3 separate regions of the Homo sapiens genome follow, and regions 1 and 2 are each linked to region 3. Evidence: chromatin loops called from intact Hi-C (ENCODE). Cell type or tissue: heart right ventricle. All regions are shown on one strand. Links, peaks and the distances in the headings refer to the core of each region. The heading gives the core; the rest is flanking DNA.

Region 1 (10,753 bases), core at 2,703-7,702, 150 kb before region 3:
TATACCTTGCCCTCTTCTCTAAGAAGGCCACCCTCTTCCAGGAAGCCTGCCGTGTCAAGAAGAGAAGCATCTGAGGAAGAGGATGATGTGCTGCAGACATATCTAACAGATTGGCCTTGACAATCACTGGAGTTGATAAATGCTACAAGCAGACTATCCCCATGTCTGGGACAAAGGAAGTTCACTGTGCCTCCTCTCCACTTGACTCTCCAGGCTGCAAGACTCTTCAGCTCTGAAACCAGAGAGGGATGCACCATTCTAGCCTTCACCATTAACTGCTAGAAAGCAAAAGAAATAAAAACCAACTTCTTAAACTGATACCCAAGTATATGCTTGTAAAAAAACCTTTTCCTTCTGAGGCCCCACCCTCTTGTCTTGCCAACATTTCCACTTCGTGCTGCTAACTTGCTCTGTCCTGATGCAAATTGCTGTCTAGCTGGAGAGTGGTGGGGGGGCGGGGGTGGGCATGGGGTGGATGAGGGAGGGGACCTAGGGAGGGGCTGGGGAGTGGATATAACTACACTGCCTTTAATATTGTCTTCAAGCAAGAACAAAAATAATGTCTTCTTGGTGCTGTGCTGTCTACCCACTTATCTCTTTGGTATTGGATCTCTCTGGTGAGAAAACGTTGTCACTCCTCTCTTTTTGTCTCTTCACTTTGCTGTGGTCAAAATCTTGTAACATCTAGTCTAGGAAGGAAAAAAAGACTAATGCATTTACCTCTTCTGGCCAAAATTTGTAATCTCTTTTCCATCTAATTTAGAAAACTGAGGCTGAATATTTGGTTTGAAGTCAAACAATTCAGGAATGGATTTGAAGTCCTAAGTATGAACAACGCATTGCTTTGGGCCTTACCCAACACTTAACTTCACCTGTCTCATCTACAAAATAGAGATAATTTCTGAGTTTGTACGATTGTTGTAAGTGCTCCAACATGGGTCATCTGAGGGCCACTGTTAGGATTTTTATCAAATGTGTTCTGCCTGTTCTGTTACCTATTTAATATCCTTATTTAAGTCCATTCAAGTTTTCACTTACCTAAATTTATTTTTGAAGGGAACATTATATCAGTACTCAAAATAGAAAAAAAGGCTAATGAGTTTTAACTAGATGCCAGTGATCAAAGTGCAACCTCTGTTTCTGTGTTTAAAAGGGAGACAAGTGAATGTTGGAGAGTTGTTAGAAATGCCCTACCTCTTGCTTGGGGCTCTTTCAGTTAATTGGGAGGGTCAAAAGAGAATTTACAAAAGAGAAGCTTCCAAGCTTTAGGAGTTATTGTGATTTAGCTACAAGCTGCATTCTACACTTTTGGAAACATGGAGAGAAGGGATAAGAAACTGCATACATTTTTAACTACTGTTACAGTGGATTCAGATTAGGTTTCTCCTTCTTTACCTTTTCTTTCAGTTTGCCCCAGATCTATATCTTTGTTAATAAAAATAATAATAAAATAGCAATAAGAGAAACTGACATTTAATGAGTTTTTTTTTTCTGCTAGGCATTGTGGTCAGTGCTTTATATGAACTATTTCATTTAATCCTTATGAAATCCTTACAAGATTAGAATGAAAATTACCCCCACTTTACAGCTGAGCAAACCTCAGCTAAGACATCTGGCGACTAGCTCAAGGTAGCAGACCTGGGAAGTGTGGATTTGAAATGCAAACCCAGGCAGTCTTATTCTAAATGAGGCCCACAGTCCTAAGCATGTGCAACTGTGGTCATTATGGGGATGTATGTATTCCACCTTCACCTGTTAGACACTGCTAGGAGAGAGCAATGAACAATGTTGCTTAAGAATTTTCCTTTCCACATCAGCCTGGGACCCGAAGAGGAACTCTGGAATGCCTATTCCAGTTTGAACTCTGCCACTCATTTGCTTTCTTGTTTTCCTTTGCTCTTGCTTCCTCTCCCTGAGCCTCAACTTCCATCTTTAAACCATGGAAGACTCTGGTAAATTATTGATCAACAGGAAAGGCCCTCTGCACTGATCTTTTATAGTCTGTCTAGTATTCAGCAACCTGGGATTACTGAATAACCAGCAATAGACTGTGAGAACAAGATGTGAGTCAAAGAAAGCATTGGTCCTTTATATTCCAGGCCATCAGAGAGGCTGCTCATAGTAGGAGTGGCCCCTGAAAAAGGCAGTTTGCCTTCCCCATATTTCTTGGTCGGAACCTGGAACACTATTTGGATATGCTCCCATTGGTCTCATTAAGCATCAGCCTACCATTGCAAGCTTTGTGCAGTTTCTCTGCACTTTTATAAGATCTCTAAGTCTCTCATAACAGTATATAAAGAGGGATTGTTGACTTCATTTTACAGAAGAGGAAAGACTTTGTCAGGGAAAGTGATTTGTCCAAGAACAAGAGCTGATATGAGGCTGAAGTCAGAGGACTGAAAACATTCAGATTTCTCAATTCTAACAAAGTGCTTCCTTCTTAAGTTTATTTTATTTCTAAATATATAAATTATACATTTTTAGACTATATAAATAATAGGTTACATAAATGATGTATTTATGCAATCCATTTCCACTGTAAAAATTTGTTATATATATTAATACATACAAGAAAATACCCCTTGACTCCAACTCAATGCTACCCCCCTCCCCAGAAGTAAATGCTTTTTTCACTTGGCTTATGTAATTCAAATGTAATTTTCTATGCATTTACATATGTATAAATGTACATGTATAACATATGGCTTTTTTTCTTATATGTAAATAAAATGATGTTGGTATATAATAATCTGCTACTTGCGTTTTCAACAGTGTACTCTAAACATCATTTCACATTAACACATATAGTTTTTTTTAGCTGCTGCGTATCCATTTCTTGCTATAGACATTGTATGGATTGCAGTGTTCTTTTGCATTCTACCTGCCTCCCATGTGTAAATGGGACATCTCCCGCATCAGAAAATCAGCCTCTGTTTTTCTGGGACTGTGCTAAACATAGCTGGAGTGGTTTCAATTTAAGTGGCAGCAGTAAGTTGACTTGGCAGGTTCCCTATTAGGGCAGGCCCACCCTTATATGGGCCTCCTCTCATTATGAAGGACCAAGAAACTGCCCAAGTTGCACAGGCTTTGGACTCATCCTGCAGGATGTCATCCTTTGACAGCATCCTGCTCCCATCAATTCCTAGATGTGTGCTTTTGAGCAAGTTATGTAACCTTCTAAAACCGAGTTTTCTCACCAGTAAAGTAGGAACATATTGATCATACATTTAAAGTGTTATTGCAGGAGGTATGGAAAGCACTTAGTAATGATCACTTTTAAAAATGCTAGCTTTCATACTGTCATGATTTCCTCTTTCTCAACAGCCTCACCAGTTCTGTTTCCTACTATCCTGGAATATGGTATGAGGAACAGGTTATGGAAAGATGAGTCCAAAAAAACCCCACACAGCACCCGCCCCCCGCCCCCCCCGCCACAAAAAACAAACAAAACCAAACTTGGCTGGGCGCGGTGGCTCACGCTTGTAATCCCATCACTTTGGGAAGCCGAGCGGGTGGATCACCTGAGGTCAGGAGTCTAAGACCAGACTGGTCAACATGGCAAAACCCCGTCTCTACTAACAATACAAAAATTAGCCTGGCATGGTGGCGGGTGCCTATAATCCCAACTACTTGAGAGGCTGAGGCAGGAGAATCGCTTGAACCAGGAGGCAGAGGTTGCAGTAAGCTGAGATCGTGCCACTGCACTCCAGCCTGGGCAACACCCAAACTTCTTTTGATAATAAAAGAAATTATACTGGAAGCAATACTACCTCCACTGGCATCACACTGTCCAGTTTACTGGCGGCTCCTATTGGAAACTAACCACTGCCCTATGGGGTGGGTGGTTATATTATTAGTTGTTACCATTTGACAGAAAAGAAAACTGAGGCTGAAGGGTAGGGGTTCCAACCATCTCCAGCTCTCCCATCAGTTGTTTGAGGAAGTCAAAAACTGAACTCAGGTCTTCAGATTCTACATATGAAGTCCCTGTAAGAATTGTGGTACTAGCTATTATTTAGGGAGACTGTTAGACCTACACACCTGGCAATGAGACACAATTCTCTCACTGATATTAAGTTATATATCATCCATGCAGTATTTTTAAGGCCTTTAAAAAATGTGCCAGGCACTGCACTGCACCAACAGCTGGTGATATAATTAAATGAATGAATAGGATATCTCAGTTCTCTATGGCAGGTGTGGCCAAACCGTGGCCTGGAGGCCAAATCTGGTCTATGAGCCTTCAGGATGGTGTTTTACTTTAGTAAATGGCTGTGGAAAAAGTTTTATTTTGTGACGTGAAAATTACATGAAATTGAAATTTGTGTCCATAAAGTTTTATTGCAACACAGCCATGCCCATTCGTTTATATCGTCTATGACTTTCACAATAGTTGTGCAGTTGCCACAGAGAATGTGGCCCATTGAGCCTAAAATATTTACCATTTGGACCTATATAGTTTGCTGACCCTTGCTGTAGAGCAATCACTCTCCAGCCCTTCGTATTATATATATATTCAGAGTGACTATCGTAGTTGGCATCTTCCAGATTTTTTTTCAGCTATTCCAGTCTTAGCAACTTTTGAATGATTTTAGCGCTGCCAGCTGTACTTCCACTGATCTAACAGTTTAGGTTAGGTTAGACAAAGACATGACTAAGCCAAAAATTACAAAGCAGCGGCCTCTTGTGGCTAATGTAAGCATTACTTAGATAATTTGGTTAACAGGTTACAGTGAAAACCTAGAGTTAGATTGTCTTCGCTCAGGGTTGGGAATCCCAGATTACTTTGAAATATCTAGGATATTCTGTATTTCCTGCCTCTTACCACACTTGTAATCTGTATAGTGAAACACACTTGTCTAATTATAAGTTAGCTGAGTTAAAAATAATGTAATAAGGAGACAATAGAATGAAGTACCCAATTGAATCACTCTTCCTAATGTAATGAGAATTTTTAGAGCCTGGGAAAAAAAGAGAACGTTAAGGAAAGACACTGATTAACGCGGAATATTTTGTGTTAGAAAAACTTGCTGGCATCCTTGTATTTCTGTCACGAAAAACAGAGGCAGCCTAGTGGGAATCAGAAATTGGGATTATTGTCCTACCTAGCCTAAAAACAGGTCCTAATTATGAGTGAGCAATTTTCCCCCTTGGGCTTCAATTAAGCCCTTGTAAATGAAGGGGCTGAACAAATCTCAAAGAAACTTTACACCTTTGACCATAATTTCATGTCTAGAGAAAATTTATAAAAATGTTCCACAGGCCTTCAGTTTAAGTAATTTGCTGAGGTCACTTGGCTGGCAAGTGACAAAGCCATGACTCTGCAGGTGTTAAAGCTTTTGCTGACGACCCTTGACACTGTAATACTATGTATATCACTGCCTTATCAGGGCAATTAATTCCTCACCTTGAAAGGGGAGAAAGGCCATCTCCTGATGACAAGAAGTTTGGAAAATTCTGCTGTTCCCAGTATTGCCTTAAAGAGCTCTGCCTGTAATCCTAGTACTTTGGGAGGCTGAGGCAGGCAGATCACCTGAGATCAGGAGTTCCAGACCAGCCTGGCCAACATGGTGAAACCCTGCCTTTACTAAAAAATACCAAAAATTAGCTAGGCATAGTGGCGGGTGCCTATAATCCCAGCTACTCCGGAGGCTGAGACAGGAGCATCACTCGAACCTGGGAGGCAGAGGTTGCAGTGAGCCGAGATCATGCCATTGCACTCCAGCCTGGGCAACAAGAGTGAAACTCCATCTCAAAAAAAAAACCAAACCAAAAAAAACAAACAAAAAAAGTTATGTGAGTTGAACATCTTGTAGCTAAAAACTTTCAGAGATCAGAAATTGGATTACACTGGAATCTTACCTTAGATACAACTCTATATATACACTGCTTTTCTGTGCAGTATTTGCTACTCTTCTTTAAAAAGAGGGATTCAGGTCCAAGGCAAGAGAAAAGTTTTTAATAAACTTTTATTTTATATTCAAGATAAAGCATATACACAATTCAATGTGGAAATAAATTACTAGAAATACTCTGGAAACTTTTCCATTTCCCTCTCAAACTCACTTTTTTTTAAGCTCATAAGTCTTTTTACTTGATTTTAAGAAACATGGCAACTATAATACTAAGAAAGAACTACAGCTTTGTACAGAAACATAGAGCCTTGTCTTGACTATAAGGTTTAGTTGGTGTTTTAATAACAACAAAAAAGCACAAAAGACACAAACACTCTTCAACAGGTTTACTCAAACAGCTTCGCTCAAGAAGAAAAAGGCACAGATTTAAAGGGATGACAATAATCATTAAGAATGAAGTAAATGGAGACTCAGTCAAAAAATGATACTTCATGAATTAAGTCAAGAAAAACAAAAGTCTTTCAAATTATCTGTCTTCCTTAAAATGAATTTTTAAATTAAATTGTATAAACATATGATATAAAGTTGGTACTTTAGGAAGCGTCTTTGTATATTTTTTATGTACAAATCTTTGTATACAATTTCGATGTTCCTTATATATTCCCTATATAGCAAACCGAGCCAGGACCTCCCAACTGCATGCCTCAAGTCCCTGTGGAGCACTCTGGCAGCTGGATGGCCCTACTTGCTTTCTGACAAAATAGCTGGAAAGGAGGAGGGACCAATTAAATGTAGTCATCTTCAACTGGCTCTCCATTGACATCACAATAGTGGATAAAAATTGCCACTACTCGCTGAAATACACCCTTCTTCATCTGACGCATCTCTGAAATTTCCTCTCCTATTGTTTCCATACAGATGTCTGCAGACAGCTGTCCTTTCCTTCTAGGAGCATAGATAGTGCCTTTGAAATTAGAAATAAAAGGAGAGATACATATGATAATCAGAATCATTTGGAAAATCACTGATAAGCTGGTCCATAGGACAGTCCCATATACTGCACTATAATGTAACTGATGCATGAATAGGTCAAGGAATGGGTCACCACCAGTTTGTTCTTATGTTTGATGCCTAAGACAGAATACATGCTTAAAGTCTCAAGGTAAAAATACTGCACCAAAGGCAAGTCAGACACATGCACATGTAGTTCATAAAATCCATTTCCTTATAAAGTATTTTTAAAAAACCTTTGGTTAACAATAAATATTCAAGTATGCTACCACTTAGAGAAACTACATTCAAAAATTTCTCCCCTAATTTCTACACCTAAATTATAAGTTTCCACACAATAAGCAGCTCATAACTAGCAGGAGAATAATACAATTGGAACAATTTTGAAACAATATAGTTGAAGTTATTTAATAAATAAGATTATAAATATTTAGGTAATATAAAAATCTTGTAGGAAAATCTGTCTAAAGGAATCCTTTCTACCAGCCTTTATATATCCCTAGTAAGTCCACTGAACATCTACTGCACAAATAAAGAACTGTTTTGAAGTGAGTAAATACAAATTATTTCTATGGGAAACCATTTAACACTGCACTGCTCCTAACTCACAAAAAGATATTAAGTATGTAACACAGTAGGCTATACTTAAACTAGAGAATAGATGTCAAGTCAGGTCATAATTACTTTCTTCATCGTCTTCAAAGTCGTATCGAGCGAAGCTGTTGGGCTCTGCAGCTCGTAATGACCTCAGCCAAGGGAAGTCAGAAATCATGGAATATGGAGCTCCATCCACAACACCTAAAAGACAAATGTAACATTGCTAACTGGCGTGGGAGTGCTGACAGAGCCAAATTCTGCAGTATTTTGTAAGCAGAATGTAAAATATAAAATAAAGAGAGTGAGTCAGGTGTCCTCAAATCATTTCCAGCTATCAAACTAATTTGTAATTTCTGTTTACGTTTTATGTTTCATCACTGGTTCTGATTGTCCTAGAAATAGTAAAGACTCATACAGGCAAAGCAATCTTCATCTGGCTCCCACTTCTTGCAGGTATTAAAATCATCCATATTTTGAAGAACTGTAGGACCCCCATTCATATCTTCCCTAAGGCATGTTCGGTCATCTAGTTAATAGCTATTCAACTTTCTTTTTTTAAAAAGTGTAATTCTCTACATTTGGGTTACTGCTTGCTGTAAGCCCAAACCAGTTTGACTAATTGATTGATGGATCATTCATTCATCCGTGAATGAGAAAGGGCCAGGTTTTGTTTCCCAGGCCGGTCTTGAACTCTTGGGCTCAAGTGATCCTCCCACCTCAGCCTCCTGAGTCGCTGGGATTACAGAGGTAAGTACTGCACAGGCTATTTAACTTTCTAAACATTTGTAAATACTCACCTTCTAAAGTATAGATTTCTCTCCCCCAGGGGTACTTGGGGTATTTCTTTAAGTCTTCTTCACTTCGAGTGGCTTCAGGGAAGAATTCATATTTAATGAGCTCTCTGGAAGCAACAGGAAAAATTAAGTAAAAATTACAAAACTGGAAATAATTAGTGTCGGGTAGGAAGGAACCATCAAAACTGTTTCGGACACAGATTCTACCGAACATCTCAAACAAAACATCAAATACCTAACGGAAGTAGGATACACTCAAACTAGAGAATCCAAGTGTAGTCAGGTCAAAACTACTTTCTTCACTATCTTCAAAATCATATCAGGGAAAGAAAGTCACTTTCTAAGCATATGTCTTCTACACAAAAGGTGCTTAATGCAACATTTATATAACAAATTTATAAAAGTCAAATTTTCTGATGATATAGAATATCATAGTCTTAAGATCTTCTTCAAGTTGATCTCTTTTTCATGCCCCAAGGCTAAATAATGTTACAAGTACATGTGCAATCTGTTCTTGTAATTTTTACCTGAGTTTTAAAGATCATAAATATATACACATGCTTTTTAGTTTTAAGTCCTCATTTCCCTCAGTTTCTTACTTACGTTAACTTCAGGATAAGCTTGTTTGAAAAGCTTAGATGGAATCATTTAAAATAAAGAAAAATTGGGATTTGCTTCTGGGAGTCCCTGCTATGAGAAATGACTCAAAAGGCCTTTAAGGGCCACAAAGTTACTTACTGATTGATGTTTGCTATAGTGTCCATCCAGCTGCGAATGCGCACCTTATTCCGGACATTGGGAGGGTTACTGAATTCATGGATAATACAGATGTGATAGGGGTAGGGACCACTAAATAGCTTCTGCTCCAAAGTTAGAGTGTCCACCTGTGGAAGACATCATAAAGAGATGTCTTCAACAAAGAGAATGCCTTAGAAATCTCTCTCCGAGAGCTTGAACAATCTTTCCATGGACCTTCAGTTTTGAAATCTCTGGCTGATTTGAAAATCAAATAGTCACATTCAGACCTGAAAACAGTCTGTCATGCTGGGAATAATTTTGCAAATTCTTCTGTCTAGGGAACTTGGCAATTTATATCTCACTGTTATATTTAAATGCCTACTAAACCAGAGAATCCTGATTGAGATAAATGACGTCAGTCAACTCAGAATCCACTTCTGTGTATGTCCTTTATTAAGTACTGACTGCATTATAGAACTGTGAATGTGTAGTAACATATACCCTATTCAAATGAGACTGCTGCCCAGTCTTTAAGAGAGAATGCATTTTCTTGTCTTCTAGGAGCCTTTGATAACATTGCTTTTTTCTCATGGCATACCCTCCCCCATCTCTAGTTATGAAATCTCACTCGGCCATCTGCGTGGCATAAGTGTTTGTCTCCTTTTTGGGAAGGCAAACTCCTTGAGGGAAGGATCATGTGTTGTGTTTTTATTTGCACCCAGCATATTTTAAGTTTTGAGACACTTGACAATATGATGAACTGACTCTTTTGAGGCCAGGCTTACACACTGATTACAAAGAGGCATTTAAAATTTCCTTTAAACCCTCTTTTGGCATTAAGCACAGAACCTTATATACAATATACTCTTAATAATGATAATGACACTAACAGTAGTTATATGATGGCTTACTATATACTAGCACATGTTTTAGAGTTTCACATATATTAAATATCACAATAATCCTGGGTATATCATTATTATTCTAATTTTACAGATGAAGAAACTAAGACATCGAAGTCAAATAATCTGCTACAGGTCAGACAGCCAGAAATTTAATCAGGCAGTCTGAACCAGAGACTGTGCTCTTAAACCACAGGTAACTTTTAATAAGTATAAAAACCTGTTGAATAACAACTCCCTATATCATACATAACCTGTAAAAACTAAAATATCATTACTGTAGGTTGGGCAAGTGAATGAATGCCAAATCCAAAAGGCTAAAGACTAACAAGAAAAAGAAAAAGAAAAACACCACAATATGTGTATCATCGGAAAGAAGCAAAGCTCGTTACCTGCTGCATTGGGCGTAGGTATATGATGCGGTTTCTCTCGGGTGGCATTCTTAGTATCTGGTCTAGTACCTGATCCATGTTCAGTTTCTTGCACTGTGCATAGTCAAATCGGTTTACAATTGGTGCATTTTCTACCTTTAAATGTTTTAGTACCCTGCACCTGGTAGCTACAAAATGAAAACAATGGTAAGCTCCGTACATATCATCTTTGGAGAGATGGCCTAATTTTTGTTGGCACAAAATACTGCAGTAACAAACATCTTTAACAGAGGTCAAATAATATCATAGAGTACAAATCACAGTTAACAAAAAAATTTGAAAATGTGGTTCTGTTCAATTCAAAAGAAGGTAGAAGGGGCATTAAAGTGCCTTTTTCTAAGATTTTACTGTTAAGAAAACCAAGTCTCAGAAAATGACTTGCCCAGACAGAAACTGTTTAGGAAATATTTATTTAAAAAATGAGT
Region 2 (10,753 bases), core at 3,306-8,305, 440 kb before region 3:
TCTTTAACAGCACTTTTTTCCTGCCTTTTGAACAAGGAACTCCACATTTTGATTTTGCCCTGTACTCTGCAAAATATGTAGTCATCCCTGCCTCTCCAGCTTCAGTATTTACCTTCTCAAGTTCTGTTCCGTCAATGGAATAGCTGTAACATAACTTGCCATTTCAATCCACCATTAATGCCTAATCATTGCTCTTTCAAATATTAAGTTGTCACTTTTGCTTACTACTATTTGATTTATAAAGGTGTGTATTAGTTTGCTTGGGCTGCCATAACAAAGTACCACAGAGTGGGTGGCTTAAACAACAGAAATTTATTTTCACACAGCTGTGGGGGCTGGAAGTCAAGAGCAAGGTGTGGGCAGGTTTGGCTTTTTTGAGAATTATTTCCTTGGCTTGAAGTCAGCAGCCTCATGTGGTCTTTTCTCTGTGCTTGTGCACCCCTGGTGTCTCTCTGTGTGTCTGCATTTGCTCTTCTTATAAAAACACCAGTTAAATTGGATTAGGGTGCACCAATATGACCTCATTTTACCTTAAGTGCCACATTAAAGGCCCCATCTCCAAATACAATCATATTCTGAAGTACTGGGGGTTAGGTCTGCAGCACATAAATTTAGAGAGAAATACAATTTGACCCACCACAAGAACTTTCTCACTTTTTCTTTTTATAGTAGCCTTGAGAGAGCAGCCAGGACACACATCTTGCAAGTCTATTCATTCATTCAACAAATATTTATGAGTACTTACTAAGCGCTTGATGCTGAAGATGTAACAATGAAGAAAACAGGCAGCTTCCTGCTCTTGTGGAAGTTAGGTTCTAGTGGGAGAGACAGACAAAACATAGTAACAAATAAAACAATCACAGACTGTGAGAAGTAGAAGTAAGATAATATAAATAGTGCTGTGATAGAAAATAAAGTGGGTGAGATTTTTGGTAGGGTCATCACGGAGGGCCTCTCTGAGGAGGTGACAAACATTGAGAAAGATTCCTTAAAAATGCAAAGAGCTCGGGAGAGGAAATTGCTCAGCAGAGGAAACAGCAAATGCAAAGGCCCAGAGATGGGAAAGAGCTCAATATGGTCTAGACACTGACTAAATGCCAGCGTAGTGGAGGTATCAAGTGTAATGTGGAGCATGGAGTGAGATGGCAGGAGCGGGATCGTGTGGGGGCCTCTTCTGCCTTAGTTAAGGAGTTGAGAATTTATTCTGAGTGCAAAGGGAAGTCACAGAAGGGTTGCTGTCAGAAGGGCGGCATGATCTGTTCTGCAGTGTGGGGGATGGGTTGGCAGAAGAAAGGTGTGGGAGATGGGGAAACTGAGTCCTACAGGCGATCACTTACTGGCTTTCATTCACACAAGTTCCAAACGGCAGTACTGGTCAGGTACTTACATTACATTCCTATAAACATGGAGCAGGGCGCCCTCTGCTGTTCCAAGTAATTCTTAATCCACATTGATGGCAAATCTAGGAAATGAAGAAAGAAAACTCCCCGACGCTTAATTATGGAATATACAGGAATCCTCCAATCACATTTCCAAAATTCATACCAAAATTTTGAGGTGAAGAGAAGGGGGCCTGAGGAAGCTCCCAAATAACAGGTTGACTGTTCTTAGGAAAGCTGGGTTGAAGATGAAATCGACTGGCCTTTTTATTTTTAAGAGTAATTAATCACTTGAATTACTCTTACTGTTTTCTAAAGAATTATACATGCTCATTACAAAAAAATCAGACACTACACCAACACAAAAGCAACACATTACTCCATATTTTACCATGTGGGAGTAACAAGTACTTTTGATGAATATTACTTTAGACATCTCTCTGTGCCTGTATATGTACACATCCTGTTGGATAAAAACGTCCTCAGTAGAGATCCCTCTAAAGTTAAAGACATTACTGAAGCATTTTTAAAAACGGACTCATTTTTTGAGCCACACATTTCAATTTTAGTTATTATAGATTGTCTCAGTGTTGTAAAATAGTGTTACAAAACATAACTCATTGTTTCGTTTTTCCATTTTTCTTAGCTCTGCAATGCCTTCTTTCATCTTCTTTATTTTATAATTTATCTTAGAGGTATTGTTTTACGGAATTCATATTCTTAATGAGCTTTTCTCTCTCGGCAAATGTTTCCTGCAAAGGGTCAGGTAGTAAATATTTTAGGCTTTGTGGGCTAAAAGAACTTGGTCACAACTGTTCAGCTCTGCTATTACAGCGTGAAAGCAGCCAGAGACAATACGTAAATGAATGAATGTAGTTGTGTTTCAATAAATGTTTATTTACAAAAACAGGAAGTGGGCCACATTTGGCCCACAGGCTGTCATTTGCTGACCCCTGTTACAAAAGATAAGATAATTACTGTTTACTCTTCCTTTCATCTCACTCTTTTCCAGGTTTTGCTTATATTATTTTCACTTTGTTAGGACTTAATGATACATTCCCTTATACTACCTTCAAGGCCACACAGGATTAGCCTTAGCTGTGAAATTAAATAAACATGGTGTTCCACATGAGTTCTTTTCATCACAGCTTTTTCACTCGAGTTCTTTATTATTTTTCATCTCTTGTTCGATGGGATTACTTGCCAGTTGTGTGTAGTTTGGTTTTGTTTCAAAAAGAGTTCATGAGTATTATATTTCCCGAGCTCTTGCGTGTCAAAAAATATCTGCCCTTTATCTCCATGCTTGGTGACACCCTAGCTTGGTACAATATTTTTGAATCATGTTGTTTCTCTCAGAAGTTGGTGGTCATTACTCCATGTCCCTTGGTACTGGAGTTGCCATGGCAAAGCCTTGAAACCACTTGACTTTTTCCCCCTATAGGGGCTGACTTGCCGTTTTCTGCCTAAATGTCAAATTTTTTTCTGGATTCTTAACACTTAACAGTTTAACCAGGAAATTTCCCAATTTAGACCATTCTGTATCAATTTCTCTTGACATAATTGTCCTCTTTTTTATCCATTAATACCGTTCTTCTTTTCAGAAAACTTTTTAGGTTATATCTTTGAATTCTCTTTTTTCTTTCCTTGTACTCTAAGGATGTCAGTTGTCTTCACGTTGGATAATTTTTTCTCTCTGTATCTACCTTTATTTTAATTGCTTTGTCTTTTCATCCTGCATTTTCTATGACTGTCCCCAGCCATCTCTCCATGACATTTGCAGCTACATTTTTCTCTCCTTTGCAATTTATAACTTATTACATTTATAACTCATTGTTTTGTTTTTCAATTTTTCTTAGCTCCACAATGTCTTCTTCCATCTTCTTTATTTTATAATTTATCTTAGAGGTACTGTTTTACTGAATTGATATTCTTAATGAACTCTTCTCTGTAATTAAGCGTTCAAAAAGAACTTGCACTTCACCTTTGAGTTTTATTTTCTTCCTGAGGGTTTTTGGTTTTGGTTTTGTTTTGCCTTTTTCTTGCTTACTACTTATTTTGTAGTAGCAGATTTGCATAATTTTGTACTGTTTCTTTTCATTTTGCTCATGCTTAACAGGGAGCAGTTTTGTTTGTAGTTTCTGTAAAATGACGCGGATGGATTCTCCTTGATGTCTTTCTCACTTTATCTGGAACTATCGTGTCTTCTCCTCACCAAAGAATCAGTTTCAGAGGTGGGTGTGGCTTTCTATTTATTTTTTAATTAAAGCATATTCTTTTGAATTCTCAGTATTTCGTTGACTACCTTTGCTTTTGGGAGAAGGGCTGGCCTTAGAAGTTGTACCAGTCATATCAGAATCTTTCTTTTCATGGATGCCAAACCTTATGATTCAAGCAGTACCCTTTCCTCTCTAGCCGCTAATGTATTATTTGGCTTAAAAAATAACCATTTCATCAGGTGGGGAAAGAAGTTTCTGTGATCCTGTTTTGCTCTGCTATCTTTACGTGGAGTTGGGTGTTAAAGCAAGAGCCAGGTGCATTTTTGGGAGGAATTAGTTATGAAAAGAAACAGACCAGATGATTTTTGAAGTTTCTTTTAGCTCAACATACTGAGATACGACTATTATGACAACAGGGGTCGCCCGACCGTTGAAAATTACCAAGTTCAACAATGTAATAGTAAGAGGCATTGCAATTGTCAGACCACTAGAGGGCAGATCTTGGCCACAATTGGAAGTAGTCACAGTAAATAGTTACTATTGTCAAATGAATTGTGCTGGAGCTCCTTTAAACTTTTACAAAAAAATCTGAAAAGGACAAACTGCAGGGAAACCGAGCTCAAATTATCTGACAGTTGGGGGCTACTCATTTGTAAAAGGGGTCCCGTGATTCTCTGTCTTGCCATCTGTATCCATCTCCCCTTAGGTGTTCACTTTTGCCAATCCCCCCGTCATCCAAGCTTGAAAACTAGTAAAGCATGCCCAGATCCTCCATTCGCTGTGCTATTTTCCAGCTGGCAGGTAGAAATTTGAAACACCTCGCCCAGAGTTACAGCCGCCCAGCTCATAAATGGTGAAGACCTGAAATGGAGCCCACCTTGCTGGCTCCTGTGCCTTCTGAACACCTCTCCAGGAGAGCAAGCTCTTGTCACTGATACTTCACTTCTAGCATTGAAACCGCAAGAGAAGCAATACCAGCAAGAGATGAATCAAATCCTCCCTTCAGCCCTTGCTGTTGGCAGCTCCCTATGGCATTCTGAATCATTACCCTGGACAGACTTTTGTGACCCAAGGATAAGCCTCCTTACAACAAAGATAATAGAAACCTGCCTTTGCTGCCAAGGATGTTTCATTTGTCTCTCATACTGGGTCTTGCTGCTGGAGGTAACATTTGCCAGCATAAACTTTCAGCCTGCTGTTTACCAAATTCCTCTGTACATCACTCATCATGCTTCACCAGGGAATTCAAGGCTTATTTTGCCCTCCTGGACTGCTTTCCTAGCCTTAAGTCTTTGGCGACACATTACATCACATACATGTAAGACAGATGCCTGCTTTTCCCTCCACTCAGGGAAGCTCTGAACCCACGATGTCAGTAAAATCCTGCTAAAGTTTTCAGATCAGGATGTAAGTTATGTGCTCTGTTAGTAATACAAATTGGGAGTATCCTTGATATGACTGTGTCCTTACAAGAAGAGATGTTTTATTTTCTTCATGTAGATTTAGTTTGGGCTATCCCAGAAAAATCACTGTTTTCTCTTGGGAAATATGTTGGCTTAAATATTGATAGATCTTCCTAAGACCTGATTCCTCCCAACAGGCAGCAGGCAGATCTGATGTTTTGTTTCAGCTGAGCTGTAAACATGATCTGCAGCTGGTGTGGTTTAGTTCACTGTGGATTAAAGTGTTCTGTGTCCCCCAGTCAGATGAACATATGTAGAGAACTATACTTTCTAGTGGCCTTGTCTGGAGCCCAGAATAGTGGAAAGGATATGTTTTTATTGTGATTTATTCTATCAAAGAAATAAATTGGGCCTTAAATTAGGGAAGGGGGTAGGTTTGCTTTTTCATTCCTCTGGGGCTGAAGCAGGTAAGAGTTTGGACTCAATGGGCAAAAAAGACAATAAAATTCTCATGGGGGAGATGAGCCAGTTCTTGAAAGGAAGGAAGGAGGAAAAACACTCTCAGACCTATGGATCATAGGAGTGGTTCTATCTCGTATCAGTTACAAATTTTCATTTTCCTTGCATTATTATCAATATTTCAGTAGACATCAGACCTCACAGCTTAGCATGTGCTGGGTTAAGGAGAATTAGGAAAAGGTCTGTGTTCTTCTGGCATGGGCTATACCAAGACAGGGGCTGTGTCCCTTGGGCTGTGTTCTTTGAGAACATCTTGCAAAAAGATCCTGAGAAACAGTTGTGAGAGGTGACCAGCAGAGGGGCCTACAGCAGTGGTTCAGAGTAAGAGATGGCCAATGATAATCAAGGTGGATTTGTTATTGTGTGAACTATTTCCTGAGAATTCTCAGGAGTAAGAAGGAGGATAAAATATAGCTATTATACAATAAATTGATAAAATATTGAATGGGGGTTTAGATAGAATTATTTGGCTATTAAGCAGAAAGCCTCCCTTGAATGCTAAAGAACCTTGAGAAATTATGGGTACATATTGCTAGAGCTTTCCTCTTTGGTTTTCTGTGGCTTTATATCTCCTAAAATAAACTCACATGAAAAAGATTGAGATCACTGTTATTGAGAAGTTCAAAGAAGAAAATTTTTAATTGCATGATTGATTTCTGTGTGGATTATACCTAAAGACAGAGAAAAAAAGCAGAGTGAGTTCCATTGCTAAACAAACATACTTTTAGTCCTAGAGGGAAATGCAAGATGCCTGCAATTCAAAGAATAAGGTTATTAAAACTAGAAGCATATTTGGAGAAAATGAAACCAAGTAGGTAGCACAAGGAACAGCCTATTTAATCTTTTAATGGTTTCTAAAAGGTAATGGGAAAACCTGGTATCTTAAATGAAGTGAATTTAATGTTATTAACCTCCAGTTCCAGGTGTATGGAATAAAAATACAAATCTCAATATAGATGTAACTGGCTGTTGCCGTGTGACCCATGTTAAGTAAAGTACTCAGTATAAGAAATATTGAAAAACTGATGAATGAATAAGCGATTTGGGGAATAATTGGCAAACCATTTGGGAAAAAATTATCTTAGAGCCATATTTTATATGATGATACACTAGATAATTGTTTTTAACCCACTGAAGATGTTGCTTCCTTCCTGTGGTGATAAATTTAATTTCCTTTGGGAGATAACCTCTTCTGTATATGCAGTGTGGGTGGGACTATAAATTCTCTGCCCTTTTCTGGTCACAAGGTGGCTGTCGCCGAAGTCAGGACAATTGGAGACAGTTTCAAGGGGCTGTGAATGGAGCAACAACAAGAAAAAACACTCATTGAGCACCTGCTCTGGCAGAGATCCCTGTTCCCATGGAGCTTACATCCTGAGGAGTGGGGGTGGAGATGGGTCGAGGACAGTGAGTGTTCCTTCATTTCACTCCTGTATTCTTTTCAGGTCTGCCGGAGCTGCGTGATCTTTCCATCTCCAAGCCAAGCTCCTCAGGTTTTACTTCAATTACATCCACTCTCCCAATTTTTCCAACAAATATTATTTTTGCTTATCTCGAGTCAACTTATTGCTTGAAAACAAAGATGTCTAGTAATTTCATATGGCTTAAAGAAGTGATTTGCAAGCTTCAGATGCAGAAGAATCACCTAGAAGGTGGTTAAAAATACATGTTTTCATGGTCCTTTGGAATAACTTTGATTACTAAGGTCTTCCAAGGGTAATGGGGATGGGCGTTAAAACAAACAAACAAACAAACAAAACAGGTAATCTGGTGCAGGTGATGCTCAAACCACTCTTTGAGAATCACTAGATTAAAGAGTTAATTGATTTTTCTTAAGCATAGAAAGACAAGTAGAAAGTAAAACTTTTATAAGATGAATACAGGGATGACAAATTTCTATTGCTTTGAAGTAAATAGAAACAACTACAAAGGAAATAATATTGATATACTCATGTGAATAAACATTAAACATCTGTAAATTAAAAATTAAAATTAAGGGATAAGAAGCAAGACAGAAAATGTTTTTCATCAAATATGACAGTCTAATATCTATAATAATCTGTGATGAGCTCATTTAAAATTAGACATAAATGGATAAAAGGGTTTATTTTCTATATGAAGGGGAGCACAAATAGAAACACAGAAGAGTGCAAATGGTGAAGAAACACGAATAGTAAAGAAACAGAAATCAATCATGCAATGATTTTATATTAGCTCATGAAATAATCAAGAAAGTGAAACCAAAGTAAAATAAATCATTTTACACCTGCTAAATTAATAACAACAAACAATTCCGAGAAATGCCAACACAGCACTAGCTAGGTTAGGCTACAGTTGCTATACTCAGGCCCTTTTGTGGCAGTTTAATTGAGGTTGAGAAAACTCTCAAAAAGCCGTATTTCCAGAAATAATGAAGGTTCTCCGTCTTCTCTATTCTTAAGGTTTATGAAACCTAGAAGTCAAGACTTCTATTTTAGGACTTATTAATATAAAGGGTTAGATCCCAATTTACCCAAAACTTTAGGAACCCATCAGCCCCTCAGATCTGAGGCCAGCTGTTCCTTAGAGGACTAAAGGCCAATGTTCAACACCTCCCTATGCTGGGGCCGTCAGATTTAGCTCATCATCATTATCATCATCATCATCCTCAAACACATTCAAATGTGTTGCAAAGCACACTTATAATAAAAAATTACTCACTGCTTATCTGACATTCAAATTTAACTGGGCACCCTGTATTTTATCTGACAACCTTACCCCAAGCACACATACCTCAGCCTTTCTTTCTAGGAAGCTTTCATAAAGACACCCATTGAATGGTTCATGAAAACCTCCAGCTTCAGGCATTAGTGGTGCAAAAGCTTAGATCTTTGATTTCTTAGCACCACAGGAAAGGGGAATGGCATTTTTCAGGGCTTCCAATTTGCTAACTCAAGCAGCAACTCTGAATTCAGAATCTACAGTGACTCTCAGCTGTGTCCCTTGATCCTTGATCTTCAGGCTGGATCCTGTTGCCAGCAGCAACTCCAGGAGCAGGAGGATTCTGCATCAGCCACAGACCAGCCCAGAGGAAGAAACAGTTAATTTATCTGAACTTTGGTTTCCCTGTGAGTACAGAGCATGGATAATACTACTGCTCCTGGGTAAAAATAAGACTATATAATTTCATTTGTTTGTATCTACAAAAACAAAACAAACAAAATTTAAAAAAAAAATCAGCTGGGTGCAGTGGCTCACGCCTGCAATCCCAGCACTCTGGAAGGCCGAGGCGGGCGGATTCCCTGAGGTCAGGAGTTCGAGACCAGCCTGATCAGCATGAAGAAACCCCATCCCTACTAAAAATACAAAAATTAGCTGGGCGTGGTGGCTTATGCCTGTAGTCCCAGCTACTCGGGAGGCTGAGGCAGGAGAATCACTTGAACCTCGGGGGCGGAGGTTGTGGTGAGCCAAGATCATGCCATCGCACTCTAACCTGGGCAACAAGAGTGAAACTCTGTCTCAAAAAAAAAAAAAAAAATCAGAGGGATAAATGAGGGACAAATCAAATGGCTCCCATTAAAGGTTAAGCACGGGAATGGCGTTAGACAGGGACAAAGACAGGAAAGTTACTTCTCAGTGTATAGCCGTTTGTGTCATTTTTATTTAGGAGCCACTTTGGCAGTGCTCTTGTGAGAACGACATGAGGTGATGCATGCCCAGCATCCTGCATACTCCGGGCTATTTGCAAAATGCTAGTACTTCCACTGCAGCACCTTGAGCCTCCCACAGGGACATGCTCCTTATCTGCACCTGCTGGTCTATATGCTGAGAAATGACGGAAGTAATCACCTGTGTCCTTAGCGAGCTGCTCTAATATTTATTCACATGAAAACTATGGTGACTCTTCTTCCTGTGCTTTCTGCCCTCTTTTCTTCCTGCCTTCTTCCAGCCATGTCAAGTCCAATTTGGAGCTTCATAAATAGTTCCGGCTCACTACTGCCCACCCCTTTTTCTTTCCACCAGTTAAATGCTACCCGGTTTTCTACAGCAGAGCAGTAACTTATTGTCTTAGATCAAGCAACTCTTAAGACTATCAGGTGTCACGAATTGTGCTAAGGAAAGGATCTGGCTCTAAGCCGGTGTGGTCATGTGGGAAAACAATGAAGTGAGGAAATTTAGGAGGAATTTGATTAATACAAGTAATTTAGAGATTCATTTGCCCTTACTGTCTTCCTGAAACCTCCCAGGCTGACTTCACTGAGTTTCAGGGAGTATCTCTCTGGATTAAGATTTATATGTGGTGAGATTCACTTGCTAGGAATGAAGAGAGAGAAGAAAGGAAGAATGACAGAAAAAAGTTGTATTCTAGATTTTATGAGATGGCCAGAAAATGAAAGAGGTAACCAGAGGCAAAAACTGAGAGACTTGTGCAGCAGATGAGGAAACCGTTTAGTGTAAGTAGCCCATCCTTACCTTTGAGATGGGAACACACAAATTCACTGTGCCCTTGGCACTTTCTTAATGGGTGATCCAAGGCAAGATCCTTCTGGGTTGATTAAATGAGGACACCAGAAGGTTCTTGATGTCCTTGGCAAATCATGCAGCCTCAATGAGTCTATTTCATCAACTGTAAATTGCATATAGCAAGAGCTACTCCTAGGGGTTCAATGAGATCATGAGGCAGTGATTGGGACTCCAGATTCAGGATGCCTGGATTAAAATCCCAGCTCTGTCACTTGTTCATCTGTGTGACCTGGGAGCAAGGTATTGAATCAGGGACAAGTTAGTCAGTTATTTTTCAGAATTTCTTTATGTAAGAATTGAAATACGAAATATTTAGCACATACAGTTGTTGTAAGGACTAAATTAGATAATGCAGATAAAATACATAGAAAAATACTTGGCACATAACATATGTTCAGTAAATGCTTCATAGTTAGTGGTGGTAATGATAATAGTAAAAGATAATTCATATAAAGATCCAGTGCAAAGTCTGGCACATAGTAGACCCTCAGTAGATGTTAGCTATTATTACTCTGGGTTTCCCTGATTTTAGGACTTGCTCACAACTACATCTATTCCCAATACCTGCCTCAGTTCTAGCCTCTCAGTGTAACAGGAACTCCATCCTCACCAGCTGTGTGGGCTGTAAGTGGTTTTGCTACCTTGTGCCAAAGTGAATAATGTCAATGGGCATTTCTTGTTCACGTGGGTCATGAATTTCAAGTCATCAGGACTTCATTTGTGCCTTGCTTTT
Region 3 (10,753 bases), core at 3,457-8,456:
TGGCTGTTGTGAGACCCTGGTTCTTGTCTTCATAGTTTAAATGAATTGAAACAAGAGACACACAGCAAATGAGGTGCAGCATAGGGCAATTTATTACAAAGGAAAAATAATATTTGGAAGTTAGGTGCAGAATAGACAGTACACCCTGAGAGAGACTTTGGTCCATTTTTTATTGGGTTGTTTGTTCTTTACTGTTGAGTTTATATATCCTAAACACTAGTTATTAGTGGATATGTGGTTTACAAATGTTTTCTTGCAGTCTAGAGTTTGTCTTTCCATCTTTTTAATAGGCTATTTAACAAAGCGAAAGAATTAAATAGCTTTAAATTTCGATAAGATACAATATGTAGTATTTTAAGCTTAGTTTTTTTACTTAAGGTAGTGTGCTGGAGTCACCTTACATCAGCCCTTGAGAATTGGTTTTCAAGTAAGTATTCAGGGATTTTGCAAACTGATTGCTAAGGGCAGCTTGAATTTGACCACTTGAGAGTATTTACCCTGCGAAAATGAACAAATGGTACAAATTAGGGCTTTTGCTCATCCTTCTTCCAGCACTACTTGTCCTCAAAATGTATAACAGTCCAAAAAAATAGAATAATTTATATTATATCTTTTTAATTTTTAGAATTATCTTAATTTTAGATAAACCTGTTTTAAAAATTTATTTATTTAACCTTATTAGATAAATTAGGAAACTCAAATTTGTATTCATTTTACCCATAATTTATATATAGAAAAATAAGCCTAACTGGATTTTTTTTAACAAGAAATAGACACACCTACTCTGAGTACAGTACAAGTAGTAAAACAAATGATGATAAAATTGACTCAGAAGAAATAAAGATGAAATGAGTTTGTATTGGTTTTACTCCAATGTATGTTACCTTATAAAATTGAATTTAATTTCATAGCCATTATGAACAGCTAAACCATAGTGTTTCATCACTTATGGAAATGTTTTGGCAAATTAAGCAATGAAAACACTAGCGTTTGGCCGGGCGCGGTGGCTCACTCCTGTAATGCCAGCACTTTGGGAGGCCGAGGCGAGCAGATCACGAGGTCAGGAGATCGAGACCATCCTGGCTAACACGGTGAAACCCCGTCTCTACTAAAAATACAAAAAAAAAAAAAAAAAAAAAATTAGCCGGGCGTGGTGGCGGGCACCTGTAGTCCCAGCTACTCGGGAGGCTGAGGCAGGAGAATGGCGTGAACCCAGGAGGCGGAGCTTGCAGTGAGCCGAGGTCGCGCCACTGCACTCCAGCCTGAGAGACAGCGAGACTCCCTCTCAAAAAAAAAAAAAAAAAAAAGTTTAAAGTTTCACATAAGTGTATTAGTGCTTTGTGGGCTTCTTATTAAATGTCACTACAGGTTGCTCAGATCAGTATAAGCATATACATTTGCTGAGACATCAGTGAGAGACTGGATCAAAGATGTTTACTTGGAAATATTGGGTGAATTTTTGGCAAAGATGGTTGCTCAACTATCAGTTTCTAGTAACACCATAGCGTGCTGACATGTGGTATAAAATATTAATTCATAGAATAAGTGAAGCTGCTGAAACATCTTCCACTGTAACTTGACTAGCACTTGTGTAATTTACACATGGTGATGTAAATATGAAGGAAGATTTATTTTTTTCCTCTTTGGCAACAAATGTGATTAACTCTGAGCTACCTAAAATTCTGAAAGATTACATTGTAAGCAAATATGGTCTTAAACTGAAGTTTTGCATAGTTATATACTTTGATACTGAACCTATGATGACAAGAAAACATGCTAAAGTGGTTGCCTAGATGAAAGAACTCGTACTAGAATATAAATCACTATTACCTTCATGGAGAAAGTCTCACTATGGAAAAGAAAAGCAGTTGAACTAAAGTGTTCTTAATGACATTAAAAACTGAATTACATAAGGTTACAGCATTACTTCTTGAATACTATTATCTTTATTATGTAATATTATGGATGCTGATCTGAACAATAGTTACTGTCTTTTATAGCTTTTAAGTAGAAATGCTCTGTTAAATATTTCAACTACCACACAAATGTCCTGTTATGGCAAGTTTTGAAACCAGTTTGATCTCAGACTTTTAAGGATATGAATGAGCCATGCTTATTTACTTGTCTGATATCTTCAGTATTTTTAATGATTTTAATACTTCCATTCAAGGAAAGAATGTAGAACGTTTTTCATGAACTAACAACAAAAATAAAAGTTAGATGCTTGGATGAACAGTTTCTACAAGTTCTTATGACATATGTAAATGATTCAACAATTAGCAATAAGTGGTAGTGGTAATTTTGATATTAAACATCTGTGAAAAGTTAGCAGCAAAACCTTACACATTTGTTTCCAATTCAAATTTTATTTTCTCTCAAAAGAATACTTATAAATAAAAACTTTACAGAACCAGAATCTATTTCTTTCATCAGTTGTAATTTATTAACTGTAATTTTATACCACTTTTTTTAGAACTGAATACTAATGAGATTGAAGATTAATTTTGCAAATACAGTATCACTTTCTTAATATCATCTAACAGTTAAAATAGAATATCCTGAGCTTGCTGAAATTGCTTTAACATGTATTTTCTAAATTTAACATACATATTTCCTGTGAGATTTGCTTTTCAAACATGAGCATTATTTAAGCAAAACAACACAGAAAGAGTTTAAATATATAGACTCTTCTGGAGGCAGCATTGATACCAATAAATTAGATGAGTTAATAATTAAGAAGTACACTAAATCTTTTAACAGTTACAAGAGCATGTTCTTTCAAAGTACTCATATAGGTGTTTCATATGTAAAATTGCTATTTTACTCTATTTATAATTGCAGAAAAGCAAAAATTATGAATGTAATAACTAGATATATTGATCACCTGTATGCATACTTTCTATAAATGAGTTCAGTTTTCTCATTTTTTTCTTTCCCTGTATTTGTACTTACTGAATTTATTGAAATTGATTTTAATATCTGAATGTGATAAAAAATTTTGGTCTTATATTTTCTTTGACTTTTTATTATTTCATTTTCTAGTGATCCATTTTATTGTCTTTTATACAAATATTGGCCTTTGATGGCTTGAAAGTTTTTGAAAAAATGATCCTCAAACACAAATGGTTTAAGAACTTCAATAGAGAGTTTGACGATTATATGGTCATAGGTGGAGCCATGGAGGGACAAAGAAAGAGCAAAATTGTTCAGCCTCATGACTGGGAAAATGAAGCTCCATGGCCTGAAATAGGGAAGAGGAGCTGGCCTGTGGTGAGAGATGCTTGTTTGAGTTTTAGATCTCTATATTGTAAGATGATGGTAGAAAATTCAGATACAGGGTCTAGCAGGAGACTGGAGCTCTAGAACTGGAGCTGAGGTCATAGAAAAGATAAGATCAGGATCATTTGCCTGAAGTCATAGTTGAATCATAGTAATTGTAAGATTCAAAGAAGAGAATGATGTCTTATGAGATCTGAGCAGCTATATTTTTTCATTCAGTGGCTTCAAATAAAATTGATTTACACCTCCTATCAAGGTTGTTTTTCTCCCAGGTAATGTAAATTTTCCTATCTGTAGCAAGAGAAAGTAACAGAGCAATGATAATTATGATGATGGTGATGATAACAATAAGGATAATAAAATAATAATGATATCATTGTAAAGCAATAGTAATAATAAAAACAAGTCCTTATGTAGTCCCTATGTACCAAGGGCAGTTTATTTCACACGAGAAAGTTAAGGCACAGAGGAGTTAAGTTTAATGACTTGCTGGAGGTCACTTAAATAATATGTGGTGGAGTTGAGGTTTGAATTCAGACTGTTTGGATTTAGAGCTTGTTTTTTTAACCATTGACTGCTAACCATTAAAGATGCTGAAGTAAATCTTTCTCAGAGTCATTAACAACAAGCTACACAATATCTTGGAAGTATCTGCGTCTTTCAGGGAAAAAACAAAGCCATTTTTTAATAATCCACTCATTTTTCTGAAAAATTGCTCTAAGGGGTCTAAACCGATTCTTCTCAAACTGCAATGCGCCCTGCAGATCAAGTGCCCTGCAGATCTTGCTACAATGCAGAATCCGACCCAGTAGGTCTGAGGTGAGATCTGTAATTCTGCATTGGTAACAGCTCCCAATGCTGGCCCTTACCCACACTCTGAAGAGCAAGGGTCTGCAAAATCAGGGGGCAGATGAGGATATGAGGAAGCTGTCCTAGTGGTTAGAGATAAACTATGTTCTGCACTTTTATCTAGAGGAGTCAGGCTCTTGCTCAATGTCCTTAAATTGTTGAAACTACTATTAATTCATTATTACATCTAGGCAGAATACTTTCTTAAAGAAGAGACTAATATTTTTAAGAAGATATGCATCTGTACTTTTTTGAAAATCTCTTATAATCACCGCTCCCTGTCCTCTTTTTTTCTGGTTCCATTTGGGTTTGACAACACAAGGTTGTGGTTAGAAGCAGGATAATTTGGGTTTGAATCTCAGTCCTTCTTCATGAACTACAAGATTACATAGTTTACTTACCTTGTGTGAGTTTAGTTCCCTCATTTGTAGTATGGGGGTGATAATGGTATTAGGCTTATAAGACTGTGGAGAGGATCAATTGAAACAAGGCACATAAAACATGCTATGGCACTTGGCATGGTACATGTGTTCCCTGAACCTGGGCTAATTATTGTTACAGCTCTATCTCTGCCCATGTGCTGTGCCTTAGTGTCACACTGCCCGTTCCTGTAATGGAACACTTGTGTTCTCATCTGGAACCTCGCATGATTATTTCCATTATCAGCTCACACCCAGAGCCCCCTCTAAATGTCCTTGCTTTTACGTTTGTGTTCATGTTTGTCTTTCAACCAGCACAGGATTTTCACACAATAGTGAAGACATTTATAAATCAGGGATTTCTAGACTTTGCATGTTTGTTTTCCTACTACAATAGAATAATTGTGAGCTCTATATTTTGAAGAGAGAAAAAGAAAGGATACAATTTTCTTTGATATTTTTCTTTGTGTTCTGTGGTAATACAGGATTGTTCCTCTCCATCTCTCTTTGGAGAAGATTTCATTTTTGTTTTTGTTATTTTGTGTAAAGCAGAGACATAGACTAAATAATGAAATAGTGTTAGGCTATAATAGACAGCCAATATTAACACAAATGTCTGTATTTTAGAAGCTGCTTTACTTTTTGAAACTGGAAAAACCTGAAACTCTTTCTTTCCAGCTCCAGAGAGAGCCATCCTGATGGAACCTACTGACCAGGGGGACACAAAAGAAAAGAGGGAGGAGATGAAAGAAGGTGAGGGTCTCTATTGCCAGCAGAACTGGACTGTGTGTTTAACTGGAAAGCTGATGGAGAATGTAGTTAGGCACAGCTCTCTGGACCCTTCTAGTGAAATAAAGAACTAGTTAAATAAGGCAAGACAGAAGAATGAGGCTGCCATCTAGATGTAGTAACAGGTAATGTTCCAGGGCACAAGGGAGCCAAAGGAAGAGAGTTTCTTCACTTTTTATTCTCTGCAGTCTTCATACATAATAATGATCTCATTCCTCTATATTAGTCAAGATCTTCCCATTATAAGTGACGAATTATAACCAGATTAAACCAAAAAGTAAAATAATTTATTGACTGATTGATATGGTTTGGATTTGTGTCCCCGCCCAAATCTCATGTAGAATTGTAATCCCCAGTGCCAGTTGGAGGTGGGTCCTGGTGGGAGGTGATGGGATCATGTGGGTGGTTTCTCATGGTGTAACGCAATCCACCTTGGTGCTGTCGTCACGATGGTGAGTCCTCATGAGATCTGGTTGTTTCAAGGTGTGTGGCACCTCACCTCTCTCTCTCTCTTCTCCTGCTCCCACCACGTGAGGCACCTCTCTCCCCCTTTGCCTTTTGCCATGATTGGAAACTTCCTGAGGCCTCCCCAGAAGCAGAAGCCCCTATGCTTCCTGCACAGCCTGCAGAACCGTGAGCCAATTAAACTTCTTTTCTTTATAAATTATGCAGTCTCAGGTATTTTTTTTATAGCAGTGAAAGAACGGAGTAATACAATGATATAATTGGAATAGGATGAGATGGAGTGAGCATTAGGTATGCTGGAACTAGGGGATCAAATGATATCAACTCACTCTCTTCTGCTCAAAAACATACGTAATCCCCAAAAATGCTTGGCTCTTCTTCTTCCTTTTATTAACATGTGGCCACTATTCTATCCTAATGAATATGGGCTTTACCCAGGAAATGAGTTAAAAGGCCACAGCTATGTGTATATGTGTATGTGTGTTGGGGGAGGGGGGAGGGGTTGGAGGTCTTAGTTTACCTTTTCTGCTCCAATACCTATCCACTGATGACTTCTAAACTTTTTGTCAGCACCATCCTAATTCTGATTCCCAGATCTAGATATTTAGAGGGCAATTTGGCCTAGATGTCTAATAAGTCATTCAACTACAAAGCAGTCAAAATAGAAGTTGCTATTCTTCTTATGTTTTATCCTTAGTTATTTGTGTTTCTCTTCCATGTTGATGATGATACTATCTTTAAATTCCCCTTGGATCTTCATCAGAGATCAGAATTTATAAGTTGATTGATACATATTCATTAAATATATGTTGAACATGCAAAGTGGAGATGCATCATGTGTAACATAATTTTGTTGTGAGGATTAAATGAAATAACATGAAAAACATTCAGTAAAATGCTTGACATGCATAATTTCACAACCAATGAATGAAGAGGATACAAAAGATATTTTTAAACTTGTGTCTTTTATCCTATAGTTTCTTAAGTGAATTCATAACAAGGAAGAATATGATATTTTTAACACCCAGGGAAAGTCACCTTACCACCAAAACATCCTTTAGTACACTTCAGGTTGTGCCTTGAAGTGTTTGTTTGCATTTGTTAATATAAATGAGAGAAGAGAAGAAAACTTCTCCCACCTCAGGTAAGCCCGTAAATGCAGCTGTCTCTACTGCATCTCAGGGCATTGTTAGATACATATTTTACTTTAGCCTGGAATCCATTTGAAATGAGTTGAGTGTATGAAAAGAATGGCCATGTACATATATATATATATTTATATATAGTTATATATATGGTTATATGTATGGCAATAAACCAATTATTAATAATGTAAAATGTAGTGAGTGATATTACACACCCATCTCTATAAAAGGCATTTTCCCAAACATTCTCTTTAGTGTTTGCAGGAATCCCATACATTAGGTGTAAAAAGTGGCATTAAAGTTAGAGAAGGGGCTACTCAAGGAATGGAAGTCACATATGTGGCAGGAGGAAGTGAACCTAAGCCTCAGTGCTCCATGTCCATCCCTCAGCTCACTGCACCTCAGTGCCACACTTAGCCCTGAGAAAACCTCCTCTGCCCACGGACACTCACTGGGGTAGCATCCTTTACAGTTTTCAAGAACAGACATTATTTTCTGTTAGGGGGAGAGCATTTCCTTCATAAGTAAAATTTATCCACCAGTACTGATCCTAGAGGTGTTGAGTGCCTTGAAAGCTCTCTGTGTCATGAACTCTTAGACTAGAAATGAATCTTAAATTAGAATGGCACAAATGTGTATCACAAACATATAAACATACTCAAGCATACCATGGCTGACATTTAAAATGTCTGGACTAAGAAAATGTGAGGCCAGAGGTTTGGATGAATAAACTACGTGGACATAGAAGCTTCCTAGGACAATGACATGAATGTTGTCAAGAAAGGCTGTGTCTGTTAGAGGCCAAAAGGCCTGAATTACTTATGGGGGTATGACCAGTGTCTAGACAGCAGAGATGAGGCATCGTTAGCGATTCACCTGGCATGTGCCTTAACATTGCTTTTCCAGCAGGGCAGATAAATGATGGCCTGAAAGCTGCCTCAGAAAATCAAGATGATTCCAGTCTTCTCCACAACCCTGGAGGAGAATGGGCATCCCCTATTCTCACTATTCCAAAGTCAAGAGTGTCCTTGGGGGAAACACCCGAGTCAGCAGGGGCAAGGAGGTGCAAGTAGCATTTGGTAAACAACACAAAATATCTGTAGAACGCAGTGGAAATATTCATGAGGGAAGACAGCCATGGAAAGAAGGACTGGGGAGAAGAAGCACAAAATTGTAAGAGAATGTGATATGATTAAGACAAGGCTGCTTGCCAAAACTCCACACAGGCAGCGGTCGAGCTGGTCTTCTATTCTCCTTGGACAAAAAAGGCTCTGTTGTCCTGATTATGAGCTCTCTAATAGAGTATACAGATTTTGAACCTTTCTTTTTGCAGAAGATGACTTTCTGTAACCATGCAATATATATTCAACTTGTAAGTAGTTAACTTTTTAAAAAATTTGGATGTTCTTTATTTCTTTATCTTGTCTGATTGCTCTAGCTAGGACTTTCAGCACTATGTCCAATAACAGTGGTGAAAGTGGGCATCCTTGTCTTGTTCCAGACTTAGAGGAAAGGCTTTTAGTTTTTCCCTGTTCAGTATGATACTAGTGGTGGGTCTCTCATATATGACTTTTATTATGTTGAAGTTAGATGTTAACATTTTATGTATATTAAAAAATGTCTGGGCTTGGATGCCTATACTGCCTTTGTAACCAGGGAAAAGGCTCTGGTTTCCAATACAAATAGGCTTTAGGAAAGGATCTTTGCAAAAGTGAAAAATCTAGGGAGTCTGTTTTCCTTTGATACATTGTTCTTTAATTTATCATTTGGCTTATCTCAGAGAACAGAAAACATGATGCCAACCGTGTAAGAGAAGAGGAAATGTATTATTACCTATAAAAGAAAAGTCAAAGAGTAGATCTAATTTAGGCATGGCATGGCTGGAGACAGAAAATCGATGCCATCAGAATATATTTTCCCTGTATCTCTTGTTTCTGTTTGCTCTGCTCTTTAACTTCATTCTTAAACGGGCTCCCATTTGTTCTTACAAGATTGCTGCCTGTGGCTCTGAGGAAACACATTACAGGAAAAAAGACTGATAATCTTTCTCTTAGGATTTCTAAGTAAGGACCAGAATATCAATGGATCTGTTTTACGTCATGTGCTGTTGCCTGCACTAATGTCTGTGACCAAGGGACTTCCATTGGTAGATGTGCATAGGCCCAGATTATGTGTTCCACCCCAGATCATGATGAAGTTAACACAAATGAAGACACAACCTTGAGGGTTGGGGTAATCACAAAAAGATAATTGAATTTTAGTTTCTAGAATATAGATGACTGGATATAGAGACATCAGCAAAACATGCCTACTCTATTTGACTTTTTTAATCATTAGTTCCCATACTAGCTACTAACAACACTCATTGTTATTGCCAGAATATTTCTACTATCTGATGTAAACCTATAGTGGATTTTCAAATCCCAATCTTGCTAACAAATGGAGGAGCCATAGTGTATTTCATCAGGATATTCAATATATATAAGGCTAGATACCAGTAAAGTGGATGACTTACTATTTTGTATAAACAAAACAGTAAGTGGAACCAAGAAAAATTTAAAGCCACTATGGCCAGAGACACTGATAGTGAATGTGACCCAAAATTATAGTTAATCAGTGGCAAAATTGAGGGCAAAATTCATGTCTCCTTATTTCCATACCAGTGTCCTTTCTTTCTTTGAGTAGGAATCATCCAGTAGCCTAATACTCTTCCTCTCTCCATGGTATTTTACTTCTCCAACCACAGAAAGTATAACATCCATTTGTGAACGGTGAAAAGTAGCACTAGACCTGAGTAACTCAGTGATTCCTTCCTTTGGACTCTGTCTTTTGTAGGAAGGATATTTTCTCTTTTGCTCCATGTCTTTTAATTATATTAGTGGGGTAGGGTTTAATTCTGCAGATAGGCCTGCAATTGGTGGTAAGTATAATTTTAGGTAGTGTTAAGCCCAACTGGTGAAGAGAATTTAAACTACCCAAAATGGGAGTAAGATGACTTAAAACAATCAATACACAGAAATGAATATCAGCTCTTTTGTTGTTTATTTGTAACAAATGTGATATTTGGTTCTTGTCAGTTTGATTCCTTCATTTTTGTCTCTCATTTTGTTCGACATTTAAGTACAGCATAGGGATGTTATTTAATTTACATTCTCACACTCTAAAAGAAATACTATTCTGAATTAAGTAGAAAAAGAATAAGCAAGTGTAGTTACTCTGGTACCCATTAATCACATTTTCCATATTTTTCAAATTTTATACGATAATGAAATTCCCTAAAGAGAAGAGAAAAAAAGAAGATTAGTATCATAAGGAAAGTGAACATTGGTATTGAATGTACTTTTCCTTATCTTCTAAAAGAGGTCCTGAAAAGGGAGCTGCTTTTAAATTCCCTTTACATCCTTCTTTTTTTTTTTCATTTTTGTTTGTTACCACTATAATTTGTACATTCTTTCTCCATGTCTTGATTATTCAAAAGGTGTCCTATGACATTTTTTATGTAGAGTTTTTCATCCCCTAACCCATTCCCATCTCAATACCTTTCCATTCAACATAGAAATACCAGATTTTTTTTTACCAAGAGGTAAAAGATAACCACAGCAATAATGCTATGCATAATTCACGCAATTTGCTCTGTGCTCAAATTTTTCACTGTTTTCACACTGTCCATTGATTGTAGTCTATTCCCCTTACTTGGGTATTTATGTTTCACAAAAGACTAGCCTCTGCATTATTTTCCATCTTTACATATTACTATTCTCTAAATACATAATGTTCCTTTCAGCATCATATTTGTATTACATCTCT

The links. Peaks named below come from ENCODE experiments on the same cell type or tissue, not always from the same donor. Only the 100,000 strongest peaks of a DNase experiment are listed, where the experiment ranks them.
Region 1: it touches region 3 in a loop (3.0-fold over the local background); 10 of 110 quality-filtered maps call a loop at or near these places.
Region 2: a loop joins it to region 3, with 2.8 times the contacts of the local background. A loop is called at or near these places in 31 of 110 quality-filtered maps.

Annotation. Positions count from the first base shown.
Region 1 is chr5:148,438,035-148,448,787 of GRCh38, reverse strand. FBXO38 (F-box protein 38) reads right to left here. Exons shown (of 22, transcript NM_205836.3): 18 at 10,290-10,456; 19 at 8,996-9,141; 20 at 8,261-8,364; 21 at 7,551-7,664; 22 at 5,952-6,819. The coding sequence ends at 6,641. Among named protein-coding and RNA genes, the nearest start is that of FBXO38, 59 kb to the right of the region's middle. In heart right ventricle, for the core only: a CTCF peak has its summit at 4,686 (motif pointing left); no DNase peak of the experiment used is centred there; H3K27ac peaks cover 410 bases.
Region 2 is chr5:148,724,437-148,735,189 of GRCh38, reverse strand. No RefSeq gene overlaps it. Among named protein-coding and RNA genes, the nearest start is that of HTR4, 75 kb to the right of the region's middle. In heart right ventricle, for the core only: CTCF peaks have their summits at 3,842, 4,049 (motif pointing right) and 5,810 (motif pointing right); DNase peaks (open chromatin) are centred at 4,049 and 4,428; H3K27ac peaks cover 608 bases.
Region 3 is chr5:148,285,468-148,296,220 of GRCh38, reverse strand. It overlaps FBXO38-DT (FBXO38 divergent transcript), which reads left to right. Exons shown (of 5, transcript NR_105057.1): 4 at 5,226-5,969. SPINK13 (serine peptidase inhibitor Kazal type 13) reads right to left here. Exons shown (of 5, transcript NM_001040129.3): 5 at 9,966-10,221. The coding sequence ends at 10,173. Among named protein-coding and RNA genes, the nearest start is that of SPINK7, 22 kb to the left of the region's middle. In heart right ventricle, for the core only: a CTCF peak has its summit at 5,449; no DNase peak of the experiment used is centred there.